Regions from separate parts of the Homo sapiens genome. Here region 2 is linked to region 1. The links are chromatin contacts, found by Hi-C or POLR2A ChIA-PET in ENCODE. All regions are on one chromosome and are shown on one strand. The core of a region is the stretch at or near the end of the contact, and the rest is flanking DNA. Distances in the headings are between cores, read along the strand shown. Region 1 holds the start of CDC42SE1 (CDC42 small effector 1). Region 2 holds the start of ARHGEF2 (Rho/Rac guanine nucleotide exchange factor 2).

Evidence for each region. Hi-C counts contacts between places; a loop is a spot of excess contacts on that map. ChIA-PET counts read pairs that join two places held with the same protein, here RNA polymerase II (POLR2A). Pooled maps may share reads with other maps.
Region 2: a pooled map shows a loop between it and region 1 (4-fold over the local background). The contact joins the promoter of ARHGEF2 here to the promoter of CDC42SE1 in region 1. A Hi-C loop is called at or near these places in 3 of 50 pooled maps. POLR2A ChIA-PET finds 5 or more read pairs at or near these places in 2 of 52 experiments (CD4-positive, alpha-beta T cell and naive thymus-derived CD4-positive, alpha-beta T cell).

What each region holds. Positions count from the first base shown.
Region 1 is chr1:151,057,759-151,064,294 of GRCh38, reverse strand. CDC42SE1 (CDC42 small effector 1) reads left to right here and starts at 4,673. Exons shown (of 5, transcript NM_020239.4): 1 at 4,673-4,816. It overlaps MLLT11 (MLLT11 transcription factor 7 cofactor), which reads right to left and starts at 3,898. Exons shown (of 2, transcript NM_006818.4): 1 at 3,742-3,898. RefSeq lists an enhancer at 3,761-4,352 and silencers at 6,216-6,265, 6,276-6,335.
Region 2 is chr1:155,976,097-155,982,402 of GRCh38, reverse strand. ARHGEF2 (Rho/Rac guanine nucleotide exchange factor 2) reads left to right here and starts at 3,856. Exons shown (of 22, transcript NM_001162383.2): 1 at 3,856-4,038. The coding sequence starts at 3,976. It overlaps ARHGEF2-AS2 (ARHGEF2 antisense RNA 2), which reads right to left and starts at 3,764. Exons shown (of 3, transcript NR_183460.1): 1 at 3,709-3,764; 2 at 2,948-3,083; 3 at 1-1,536. RefSeq lists enhancers at 438-497, 2,662-2,711, 2,099-2,720, 3,182-3,251, 5,382-5,461 and 2 more and silencers at 3,592-3,641, 3,702-3,861.

The DNA.
Region 1 (6,536 bases), core at 3,424-5,923:
ATAATCCCAGCACTTTGGGAGGCCGAGGCAGGCAGATCAGGAGGTGAGGAGTTCAAGACCAGCCCAACCAACATGGTGAAATCCTGTCTCTATTAAAAATACAAAATTAGCCAGGCGAGGTGGCGCATGCCTGTAATCCCAGTTATTTGGGAGGCTGAGGCAGGAAAATTGCTTGAACCTGGGAGGTGGAGGTTGCAGTGAGCCGAGATCTCGCCATTGCACTCCAGCCTGGGCAACAAGAGCGAAACTCCATCTCAAAAAAAGTAATAATAAATAAATAAATAAATAACTTTCCTATGCTGTAACAGGGATCTCTTTTCTCTGATCCCAGTGCTCGAGTATACTGATGATAATGAGAGCAAATGGATTGGAAATCCATTTGGATTTAAAGTAAAGTTCAGATTGGAAGAAGGTATTTTAACAGAATCAGATACTCTTCCATGCGTTAATGGATCTATCACTTTCTCTACTCATTCTACCCAAGCCCTGCCTGATATTTTAGGACTATTAGAGCTGCCTACAGCCTCCACCCTGCTACTTACTAGCCAAGGGTCAAGAAGCATTAGTTGTGGTCGGGCGTGGTGGCTTACGCCTGTAATCCCAGCACTTTGGGAGGCCGAGGCGGGTGGATCACGAGGTCAGGAGATCGAGACCATCCTGGCTAACACGGTGAAACCCCGTCTCTACTAAAAGTACAAATATTAAGCCGGGCGCGGTGGTGGGCGCCTGTAGTCCCAGCTACTTGGGAGGCTGAGGCAGGAGAATGGCGCGAACCTGGGAGGCGGAGCTTGCGGTGAGCTGAGATAGCGCCACTGCACTCCAGCCTGGGCGAAAGAGCAAGACTCCGTCTCAATAATAATAATAATAAATAAATAAAAATTAAAAAAAGAAGCATTAGTTGAAATGTTCCCAAAGGAGCAGAAAGAACATTCTATCACCTCCAAAAACAGAACCCCAAGTTTCAAAAGGCCTTTCTCCAACACACCCTATTGGGTCTCACCAGGCCAGAGACTCCTAAATAATGGCCTTAAATAGGTTCCAAAATGCTCCAGTATAATGTGAAATGACTGTACTAAGGCAGAAAAAGAAAGTGTTAATCTAGAACACAGTGATGTGTGAGAGTGTGGGGGCTTCAGGAATGGTGAGTGGGTAGGCTAGGATGTTTTTAATGTTGAAAGTGAATTCTGAGTTGTTCTTTTTCTTAGTTTAAGTTCCAAAATAAACCCTGGGAACTGAGCATTACTCAGCAGAGAAGCTGCTTAGAAGGAGGGTGATGCCGGGATTGCAGCAGGGTCGGGGAGCATGTTGGAAAGGTGAGGTCATCATCCTATGATACTCAACTCTGATAATCTCCATAGTACTTTGCAGAGACGTGTGCAGAAAGAGAGCTACAAAAAATGGTTGTATCCATTAACCAACCACCCACTGCTTAAATCTGGGACTATAGAGATTCTAAGAAGCATACCTAGGAGTCAATACTGTTATGGACTTGTGGCTACAGGGATTCTTACTGTTACCAGTTATTTTCACAGCTAGCTGGGTTCTTTTCTCTATCCTACCTGACAAGTCTTCTCCAGAATGAGCTTAGTATAATGCAGGCCACATTATAGGCTCTTTAAAAAATAGAATCATGGGGCCAGGCGCGGTGGCACACGCCTGTAATCTCAGCACTTTGGGAGGCCGAGGCAGGTGGATCACAAGGTCAGGAATTCGAGACCAGCCTGGCCAAGATAGTGAAACCCCGTCTTTACTAAAAATACAAAAATTAGCCAGGTGTGGTGGCAGGCGCCTATAATCCCAGCTACTCGGGAGGCTGAGGCAGGAGAATCGCTTGAACTGGGGAGGTGGAGGTTGCAGTGAGCCAAGATTGCACCACTGCACTCCAGCCTGGGCAACAGAGCGAGACTCCATCTTAAAAAAAAAAAAAAAATAGAATCATGGGGGGAAAAAATCATAGAATTTTAAAACTAGAAGACATCTTAGAAATTAATGACTTGGGAAGACTTCCAGCCAGTTTGTATAGAATCCAGATCTCATAATTCCCAATCTGATCCCTTTTTGTGTTGTACATGGATAGTTGCCAACAGCTTTATATAACCCTATACCAGTATTCCCAAAACTTAAAAGAATTTTTAGTTGCTGAAGAATAGATTTTCCGTGGTTTAGGTGATTGTTCCTGTAATTGTGATCTGAATGGGGAAAAGCAAAGGGCAGTAGAGCAAGCTAGAATCTGAGAAAAAAAAAAAAGCTCTTCGACAAACTGACTCCTTTTCTTACAACCAGAGTATGTATAAAAAACTGCTCAAACAGTCCCTGAGTGTTTGGTAGAGCTATCTTGCAATTTAAAAAGCTAAAGCAAATTTTATGAAATATTAACTCAAAAGGCCTAAAATCTCTATGTCATTGACCCAGAGACATGTACACAGGGTACCAAATACATTCAAGAAAGACATGCATGCAAACATACGTGGCATTAAAATCAAGTCAAGAACATAAAGTAATACTACACAGAAAATTGAAGTTAAAATGCTATTCACTAATGTAAGTAGTAATGACATTTTTGATTTAATATAGTATGGATTTAATTATCAAATACTCCAAATTTCGCAAAAGATCCTTTTTTGGCTAGCTTCCCCTTCCCCTCCACAAATGCTCTCCAGCCCTACTTCATCTATCTTTACATCTTTCATTATCTTAAATGGTATCATTTACTTAAAGGGTTTTGACAGTGCCTTGTACCACAATATATGTTCAATAAATGCTTCCCACTATCCTTCACTTTAAATTATCCGGGTATTTTAGGCAAAGGCAATATCTAATTATCACTCTGTTCTTAGAGATACATGATTAGCAAATGTATAGATTAGAAAGATACACTCTCGGAGCCACACAGACACGCCCAAATATCCTTTGTCCAGACCCTTTGTGGGCATCCAAGGCCTACTCAACAGGGCCTTGCTGTGTCATGCTGCCACCATGGGGAAGGGGGAAGGACAAGGTGGTGGTGGTGGTAGAGGGGAGCAGAACCTCTCTGACATCTCATAATGTGTGCCTCAGTCAGAGCTTGGATTTTCCTACTAGCATTCCTCCACCAATTCCACTGAGCTGCAAATCATTCTTTTCCAGAATCTGTCCCCATACCTAGCTCCTGTGGGCTATACTGATTTCACTATGGAATCAGGCAGTTCTCCAACACAGAGGCCCCCACCTTTCCTACCCTAGGCTGCCTCTTTCTTTGGAGCAAAGATTCGAGGTGGAATGAAAGAGATTATCCAAAGAAAGGTCAGGATTACACCCAACATTATCCCATATAACCCCCTCCCAAACTCCCTCCTACAGAGAAACATAGAACACTACAGAAAAAAATTGCAAGTATAGGGAAGTAGAGGACAGAGAGATACAGTAGGACTAAAAATTAAACAGCTGGTAAAACAAATTATGGTTTGAAAAGGAAGATAAGTAGACTGAAGATATTAAATACACAGGACAATAAATTACAGAAAAGGATACTTGAAATGAGGTAGGTGCTGAGAAATAACTACAAGTAAATTGTTAGAGATTAATGGTCTGTATAAGGTAACAAGGCATGGATGCTGTGAAGAAATAACTACCCATTGTTCATAGCGCCCCCTTCTCTCCTCTTCAGCTGTCCCCCACCTCATGTGGGGTCTTTCAATCTAACCATAAGCAGCCGCTCTTCTATCTTTGCAGCCCCCTGCCCCCTCCCTCAGTTTGGTTTACCTGTTATCAATCAATTACTGGCGTGTTCCAAAGATGGAGGGAGTGCCTCGGGAGCTCCGGGGTCTGCGCCGGGCTGGAGAAATACAAAGCTGTTGGGGCTTTGACGGCTTTGTCTTCTCACTCCTTTTCCCTCTTCAGTGACTGAGTCTGTCAGTTCACTCTCCCCCTGCAATGCAGCCCCTCCTAAGAAGGGCGGAAGGATTCCCCGCCCCCTCCTGCCTGACTCGGCTAATTCAAATGATAGGTTCCAGAACACTTGAGGGAAGGAGAGACGATGAAAGCATCTCCCTAGGCTCATTGGTCTGCGCTATTATTCCCGATCTCTTCCAGCACCCCCGTGCTGACTGGGGGCCCAATGAATGAGCAGTTAATTGCCCTCTAATTTTAGGTCCTCTAATTTATGGATTTGAAATCTTAACTCTAGACTACAATGGAAAGGAGGAGTATTCCTTTCTTCCACAATTTAAGGACTTTAGGTTACAAAGTATTTTTAAGAATCAGAGTATTTTTCCACCCCTTCTCCCAATCCCTGCTCCTCCAGACTCGCCTCTCTACCCTCACAATGGGTAAATAAACCTAGTCCTATTCCATTTTGGGTAGAGCACAATAAATTTGGGGTGGGGGGCGTGCTTCTGCGAATCTCTGAACTTGGTTAGGTCTGGGGGTTTGGGGGGCTCCGCTTCGTTTTGCCCCGAAATGCCTGGCGAGTAAAGGGAACGTGAGATTCCGGGGGCCCCAGCTTGGGTGCCAGGGCCTCATCTAGGTGTCCGCATTCTCCAGTTCTCCCCGCAGGGGCGGCGGCCTTGAGGGGCTGCAGAGGCACCCTCCCACGTCCCGCGCAGTGCAGTGCCTCCGCAGTCCAGAGGGGAGCAGTGCGCCGGGCTCCGAGCCGGACGGGTTTCGTAATCGCGTCGCCGCCGCTTCCGCCCTCAGCCGGCCCCACCTCTGCCGGCTCGTACTCGGCTCCCCCACCTCGCCGCAGAGCTAGCCCGGGAAGCCCACACTGGCGGCCACGGAGCAGAGTCCCTCACCCCCACCAGCTGTAGCTGAACGTCTGGATGGTGGAGAAGAGCAGGTGAGGCCGTGCAGTTGGTCCCCTGGCCCGCCTGCCGCGCCGGCCGGGCCAGGCGGAGACACACCGGATGCGGGGTGTGGGGGAGGCGGGTGTCCTGGGCTGCAGAGATGCTGGGGTGGTGGGAAAGGGGTGCGCGCCCGGGGTGGCCGTAGTCATCCACGCTCCTGGGGTGCGCAGGCTGAGGCCGCTGAAGAGTAGAAGGAAAAGAAGGAACTGGAATGTTGGGGGAGGTGGGAGGGAGAGGGTCCGAAAGATTCCCAGAGAGGTCCCAGTCCGGTTAAGGGTTGAGAACAGCAGAGAACTTCTAGGTAGAGTTGTGTAGTGGGGGGAGACAGATACGGAATCTGTGTGATTGAATATATTTGGGGAGGGGAGGCTTAGGGCCTAGCCCTCTTTCCTCTTAAGCCCCCAGAAGACCTTTCCTGGGGAAGGGAAGGTTGGTGTTGGGCCTGTCACTTGGCTGAAATATGGAGTCCACACCGCTTCTCCAGAGTCCCTCAGCAGCCCTCCATGTCTCGGGGTCTCCACACAGGGACCAGCTGCTGCCCCGGGCTTCTAGCCAGAATTGCCCATGCCATTCTCTCGATTCTTTCTTTCTCTCCAGCTGCTTCATGTGAGGGCTTGTCAGGCCGCGGGTTGGAGGCCTTAGGGCCAGAGGCGGTGGGACCGGGAGAACCGGTTTGGGGCCCGAACAGGACCAGAGAACTAGCCTGTACATCCTTCCTCCCTGGCACCTCTTTCCCATCCCTTCTGCTCACCTCCCAACAGCTCTGAGACCCTCAAGTCCTAGTATGATCTTGGTGGGGGCGGGGGGTGGCTTTCCCGGTTCCATATTTCACTCTTGCCATTTGGAACTCAGAGAGGTCGAGTTCTGAGCACCACTTGGCTCTCAGGACGTGGCCTTATGAGGTCTAATCCTCATCCCTCCTGTTGTTTTCTCAGCCCCTTCCCTATTCACTGTGGGGTTGGATTCGGGTGGCTCTTCCGCCTGGGCTGACCAGCTCAGGACTTCATTTTTCCTCAACCCACTCTCTTCTGGCTGCTTTAAAGAAGAGTGGCCGCCAGTGGCTCTTACTTCCTTTTCTGGCTTTGTTCCCATCCCCCACTGCCCTGCGCTACCATCACATTCACCCTGACCTGTCTTCTTCACACTCTGACCCCACCCTCAAGTTTCAGAGACCCTAATGTCCTAGGGAATGGAATTTCCTGGTCACTTCTCGTCATCATTGGTCATTTCATGCCAAGTCCCACACACACGCTTTCCCTCCACCCAGCTCTGGTCAGGTCCCTGGAAAAGAAACAGAAATGGCCTTGTTCTCTCCACTGCCCCTTTCCCTCTCTCCTTCTCCTCCCCCTCTCTTCTCTTCCCTCCCAGCACTATCCACCTCTGTCCCTCAGCTTTGAGCAGAGTGGGGGATGTTGAGGGAGAGTCCAGTCACAGTACAGCCTGCCTGCTGGTGTTGGGGGTTTCCTCTAATTCTTCATTTTTCCCCAACCCTTACCACCTGCCACCACCACCATCAGGACAAACCCTATGACTGACTCACTGACGTCCCACTGACCACAGCTCCCCTCTCTGGACAGCGTGTTTTAGCTTCCGCTCCTTCTGGTTACTCCTCCCTTCCAGTGGTGAGAAGAGAAGAGAAAGCCCAGCCTCCTGGGTTCTCCCCTCCCCTAGAAGCTACATTTGAGTGTTTGTGTGATCTCATCTCAAGGCTGT
Region 2 (6,306 bases), core at 2,607-5,106, 4.9 Mb before region 1:
CATGTGCGGCCATGTGCTGTTCTGATCCCAGGAAGTGAAGGCACATTGTTCTCATCCTTATTACCAACCGTTGGGCTCTGGTGAAACCGGGAGCTCTGCCTGCTCCTTGAATTTGTTTCCACTTTCTTCATTTACTGTCAGAGTGAGCCGCCCCCCTTTTCCTCCCCTGGCCTCCCCAAGTATGCATGTGCTTTCCAACTCGGGGCGGCTTCTGAGTATTGAAAGAAACCCCAGGGAAATCATCATCATATTCACCTTGAAGAGCCATGAGATTCTCACCAGTAAGGTTGCCTGGGCTCCTCCCAGCCCCACCCGCAGTGCCAGGGTTCTCCCCTCTTCCAGCCTTTTTTTAGCCAAGATTCCCTTTTCTCTGGGTGGGCTGGGAAGGTCAAGATGAAAGCAGGTCATGTTGTTAGCACCTCTCACCACAGGCCATGGGTCGGGAGTTGAGGCTAATGGAGGCATGAGACTGGGTGAGTCTCAGAAGAGGAGCAGCTGGAGAATCTGAAAGCTGATGGGAGGGGAGGGCAGGTGGGACAGAGAGGTTTCTCTCCCATGGGGGAATGGAGATCTCGAAGGAACAAAGCAAAAGCAGAAACCTTGGGGTCTGAGTCTCACCTTCCTACAGGCTGTCTCACTGCAGGGTAGGGGAGTCTGCTAGTGGAATCACTCCCTTTTCTTGCCATGGGAATGGTAGGGGAAGTCAGTACTGCCCAGGGGCCATCCAGATCCCGGTTGGTCTGTTTGTCCACCCTTGACCTAACAGTCTGATGGAGGGTTGAGCAACCTGGTGAAGGGGAATGAGGGCAGAGACTCTGGAGCCCAGATGGGAAAGAGGGAAGCGCCAGAGTGAGTCAGGACATTGCCTCGCTCAGCCTTTCCTCCCCACGTCTGTCATCCTGTCTTCCTCTGTTTCCCTCTCCACCATCTCCTGCTACATCTTCCTTCCACCTTCATGAATGTGTGGGCCTGCTTCACTTAATCTCTTTCTCCATAAGCAGTAAACATCAGGGGGTGGGGCTGGAGAGAAGCTCAGTCAAGCAGTGAGAGAAGGAAGTAGCTTAGTCCCTCCTACTTGAGTAGCATTGCACACTTGATGAAACACTTTCAACTCATTTAATTCTTATAACAATTCTGGCAAAGATAAGTATTTCAATCTCAATTCTACAGACAAATACTTAAAGGTTAGTTACTTTGCCCAAGATCTCACAGCTCATAAGAGGTGGCGCCGTATTAGAAACTCAGGGCTTTGGCTGTGTATTGCCACTGTTTCTCTCAATAGCCGTAACACAACAGTTCATTCCCTCTCATCCTTCCCTTCTTCCAGCTTCTGGCTGGATGGCCACTTAAGGCAATTTGGCCTTAATCACCTCCTCCCAGAATATACAAGGTCCAGACCAATAGAAGAAAGAAGAAAAACAAACCACCTTGGGACAGTGTAGAGCTTGGGCTTGGGTATCCTCGGGAGACCCATCTCTTCTCCAACTGGCCGAGACTTTGGCAACCAGGTTCTTCCCTGGGACCTCCTCCCTACCCCTGAAATGGGAGGGACACATTTCGTCAAGTTAAATGGGCTAAAGAAGGTGATGGCTATTTTTAGATCCTGGTAGAAATGTTTGTTTCTGTGTATCTAAAAAATTATTTCTGAAAATCTGGAAGATATCACTGGATAGGAGTAGAGGGGGCGCTGGAATGAAGAAGGGTCTTGGAAAAGGGGGGCAGGTGACACCAAGGAGAAGGGAAAAGTGTTCATTGTTCAAGAGGATATAGAAAACGGAAACTGAGTCAAGCTGCAGGCCAAGCTCACTAAACACAGGTGTTTTTAAAGGCAGAACACTTTTCTTTTCCCTGTCCCTAGTCCCTTTCCTTGTTATTCATCTCCTAAGGGGAAGAAGAGGGCATAGGGTGAGGGGTAGGGTAACAGCAGGTGGGATGGAAAGTAGACTGAAGGTTGGGGTGGGAGACAGAAAAGAGTTGGAGGGTCGGGTCCTCTTCTTTCATAGAGACCTTCTTAGTTGAGTTGAGGGACCATGAGGTCGCTTGAAAAACCCCAGGGTTCAAATTCTATGTTTCCTGGGTACCCAGGCTGGAGTGTGGCCCTTTAAGATTCTATCCATAGCTTGCAGCACCCTCCTGCCCCAGGCCTGGGAGAGAAGCTGAGGTCCCACCCCAGATCTTGTCTCTGGGCCTCCAGTGGGTGGAACCTTGAGGCCAAGATTCTAGCCTCTGGCTGTCTGTTTTTAAATTTAGTACATTCCTGAGTCTTGGCTGCCCACCTCAGGGGAGGTGAGTCTGGAGTTCTGGGGCCAGGAGCCTCAGGCCTCTTGGTTTGGGGGAGTTCCTACACCCTCCCCGTAGGTATACTTGGCAGGTGCAAGCCAGGAAGAACAAGCTGTGGCCCTGGGGAAGTCCTTCCTGCTTTCTAATGTCCATCCAGCCTGAACTGGGCACGGTTTATTTCCTCTTCCTTTTTCCTGGTCTTTGCTATTTAAGGATTCTAAACAGGGGAATGGGTGAAGAAGGAGGTGAAGGAGTTGCTAGGAAGGAGGGGAAGCCGGAGGGGCAGTGTGGGGGTAGTGCTGGGGGTGAGGAGCCCAACCAGCTCAGCCAGTGGTGAGGTAGTGGAGCCCAAAAATAGTGGCAGAGGCTAAAATTGGCACCTACAAGAGTGCTGAGTTGGGCTTGAAACCTGCAGCCTGGCCCCACTGCTGAGCCAGGGCAGAGAACTGCTGGATCTGGGTTGGGTCTCCCCTCCCTCCCTTCTTCTCCCACGCCCTTTGGGGCCAGAATCAGGCAGGACCCTGCTAACCGAAGGCTCTGTCCCAGGCCTCTCTGTGCTTCTGGTTTCTCCAGAGAAATGGGAGACCCTGAGAGGCAGAAATGAACTTCACTGTAAGTGATCATAGTTAGACTGGAGGAGGAATTTTCCCAATAGCAGGAAACTCACCCAAAGGCTGGCTCAGGCTGGGGAAAAGGGTCCAGAGAGATGAATGCCCCACCTTACCCTGCTTCTTGGGGAGAGGCTGGTTGGGCCCTAACTTTCTTTGACTAGGGCAGGCTGGTTTCTGGTCTTTCAGTTCCGGCTTAACTTGCAACAGAGAGAACTGCAGTTAGACACATGGAAGGCCTTCGGTAAAAGTGGAGAATCCCAACCTAGTCCCCCAAAGTAGCTGGCAGAGGCGGAGCTAGGAGGAGGGCAGAGTGGGGTCAGGAAGGCCCCAGAAGGGTGGGGCATGTGGGAGAATTCTCTCCTCTCTGTTCTTCGACCTCTGGGAGTGAATCCTACCCTTCCCGTGTACTGAAGATCCAGCGTTTAGTTCTCCTTTGATTTCCTCTCCCTCTGGCCACCCCTGCCCCCAATCGTAAAAGGGGTCAGTCTGCTCAGGCCTGCTTTGATGGGACCCCGAAGGCCAGGAAGGAACTGGTCCTGGGTTTTCTAAGAGCTGGGGGCGGATGGAATTCTCCTGCCTGCGGGTCTTTAAAGACTGAGGTAACGCAGTAGGGGAGGGAAAAAGGGAGGGCGAGGGGAGAAGGGAAGAAGGGGAGGGCAGAGGGGAAAGGGCCAACCTGGGTCCGGCGAGGGCTGCGGGGCTGGGTTTTAGGAAAAGAAGAGCTAAGAGGCGGGTCTCTGGGGCTAGAGGGCGCCCCCAGGCGCTGGAGGGGAAATAGGCAGAGGGGCCTCTCAAACCTGTCCTAGGACCCTCGTACCTCTCCGAGCTGCCCCCACACAAACCCTGGCGTCCCGTCCTGCGCGCGGGCACCCCGCCCTCCCTCCGCTCCGCCTACCCCCTTCCTGAGCTTGGGCGGGGGAGGAGACTCGGGTTTGAGGAACTGGTGCTGGGTGCCGGGCGAGGGGAGTCAGACTTCCTGTCCCCGAGACCAACGCGTGCGGGCCGAACCCCTCCCCCCGCCTTCCCCCAACAATACAGGACGCCGGGGTCCGCGCCGCGTCCTCCCTGGTCCCCCCGTCCGATTATGTCTCGGATCGAATCCCTCACGCGGGCGCGGATCGACCGGAGCAGAGAGCTGGCGAGCAAGGTGGGCTCGGAAACCCCTCTCCTTTCGCCGCGGTCCTCGGGTGCTCCCCGAACCCCGGCACCCGCGGTGCATCTCCTGTCTCCCCGCCTGCTTTCTGGGCGCCAAAATCGGGCGGAGCGGTGGATCGGCGAGCGGCGGGACGGGGTGGGTGGGGACTGCGAGCGAGTGGGTAGGGGTGGGGGGAGCGGCAGACGCGACGGTGCTGGGATCCCGGGAGGGAGCGGAGCGGACCTGGGCTTGGTCGCCTCCAAGCCGGCGGGACCGAGTGCTTTAGGCCGCTTGAAAGAAAGTTGCTCCGGTAAGGGACGGAGCGGGAAGAGGGAGGTGTGTGTCTCGCGGGTGGGGGCGGTGGAAGCTCCGGCACCTCCTCTCACCCCGGGCCCCACCGGCTTGGGCTTGGCGTGGCGACCCCCCATCACTCCCCAATCGCTGGCTTGGTCGTTCCCCCTTTGTCCCCGCCATCCGGCGGAGGGGACGGGAGGGGGTGGTTTCCCGGCTTCCTCCCACCACCACCACCACCCCTCCAAGACAAAAGTCAGCTCCTCCTCTCCTCGCAAATGGACTTTCCAGCTGTGATTCAGTTCTCCCCTCTGGGTGGGCGGGTGGCTGGGGTCGGGACGGCCGAGGGACGGCTTACTTCCCCCAAACCATCACCTCTAGGTGAAGGGAGCAGAGGTCTTTGTGTAGCTGGGCTCCTTTCCTCCATCCTGAGCCCTTCTGCCTGGAACATAGGGCCTCCATCCCTATCTGCCCCGCCAGCCTCCTAGCTCTTCCTTCTCCCAACCTGAAACCCTTAGGCTGACACACCTGGCACTATGCATTGTGTTCCCTGCCCTTCCTCCTCCTCCCCCAGCGCTCTCATTCTCTTATCTGCTCGTCTTGGGGTCCCTTCACCTAGCATTTCATGAGTCTGGGTGTATAATTATCCACACGCCTCCCCCATCATGACCTCTTGGCCACTCCTCTCCAAGTACCCTTTATCCCTGCCTTTGTACCCAGCCCCATTCCCAAGTGCCCTGACCTTTCCACACCCAGACCCCAGGAAATGATGAAGCTGACTTGCAGGTGAATAAGTCAGAGCTGAAAGGAAGGTGGTGCCTGCAGACAGCACCTCCCAGCTCCTTTGGGGCCCCCGCACTGTACCCATTATCAGAAAGGACAGGTCCCAGCCCAGAGTTGGTTTAATCTCTGGCTTCTCTCCAACCTGAGTGCCCTACTACCCTGGTGCCAGCCTATGCTGATCACCAACTTCAGCCAAGGGAGCAGTACCCCTTAGGAGTCCTTAAGGGTGATGGAAAGCCCTCCCCTCCACCTCCCTGGTAGTTCCTAGCCAGGCTACCTGTCTTGATGCTAAACTGGGAGAGACAGAGGTTCCATCCTGGGTTGGGGGTGGAGGGCCAGGGAAAGCAGCTTTAAAAGGACTTTCCTTAGGGGGTTGGGATTAGATTTTGCTATCTGGAAAGCAACTGGGGATTCGAGTAGGGCCTAAGACAAACAGAGGGCCGGGGTGAGGTGGCTGAAGTGTGGTGGAACAGTGGGGTGGCAGACAGGCTCTTCACAGCCTGCGCCAGCCCAGGCCCCAGCTCCAAAAGTCTGTTTATTTTTTCAACCGTTTGAGCTGAGACCCTGGAGTAGAGCCAAGGGGGGCGGGGGAGGTTTTTTGAAACCGCAGAAATTTGGTTCCACCCTAAAAAGGAAAGCCATGGGGGAGCTGGTTGGGGGAAGACCTGGCTAGGGGGTATAGAGAGCGGTTCTGTGGGGGCAGGTAGCTACTGGGATCCCTTTTCCATTATTGTGGGGAGCTGGGACGTCAGACATCTGGGTGTTCATGCTCTGTTTTTGTTTTTGTTTTTGGTGGTGGGGGGACTGGCTCTTCTTTCTACTATGGGGGCTGGCTGTGTGGGGCAGGTAATTTGGGAATCTGGCTGGCAGCAGGGAGTCGGGGGCTGAGTGGGTGGATCTGAGAGGGCAAAGAGGCCACCGGAGAAGGGTGGTTGTCAGTTTGGGCCGGTCGGAAGGGGAGGGCCACCTCCGGAAAACTGTGGTTACAGAAGGGGGAGTTGGTTCTTAGCCAACAAACCCTGGATCCCCTCTCCCCCTCCCCCCAGCACACCAGCTGTCTCCTTTCTTTTTATACTGTGGTGGGAAGTAGAGGGGCACCCGCTGGAAAAGACATTATTTGAAGAAGATGGTGTCCCCTGCTACCTCCTTGGGGGGATGGGTCACAGCTAAGCCCTGACACCTCAGCCCCTCCCCATTCCTTGCCTC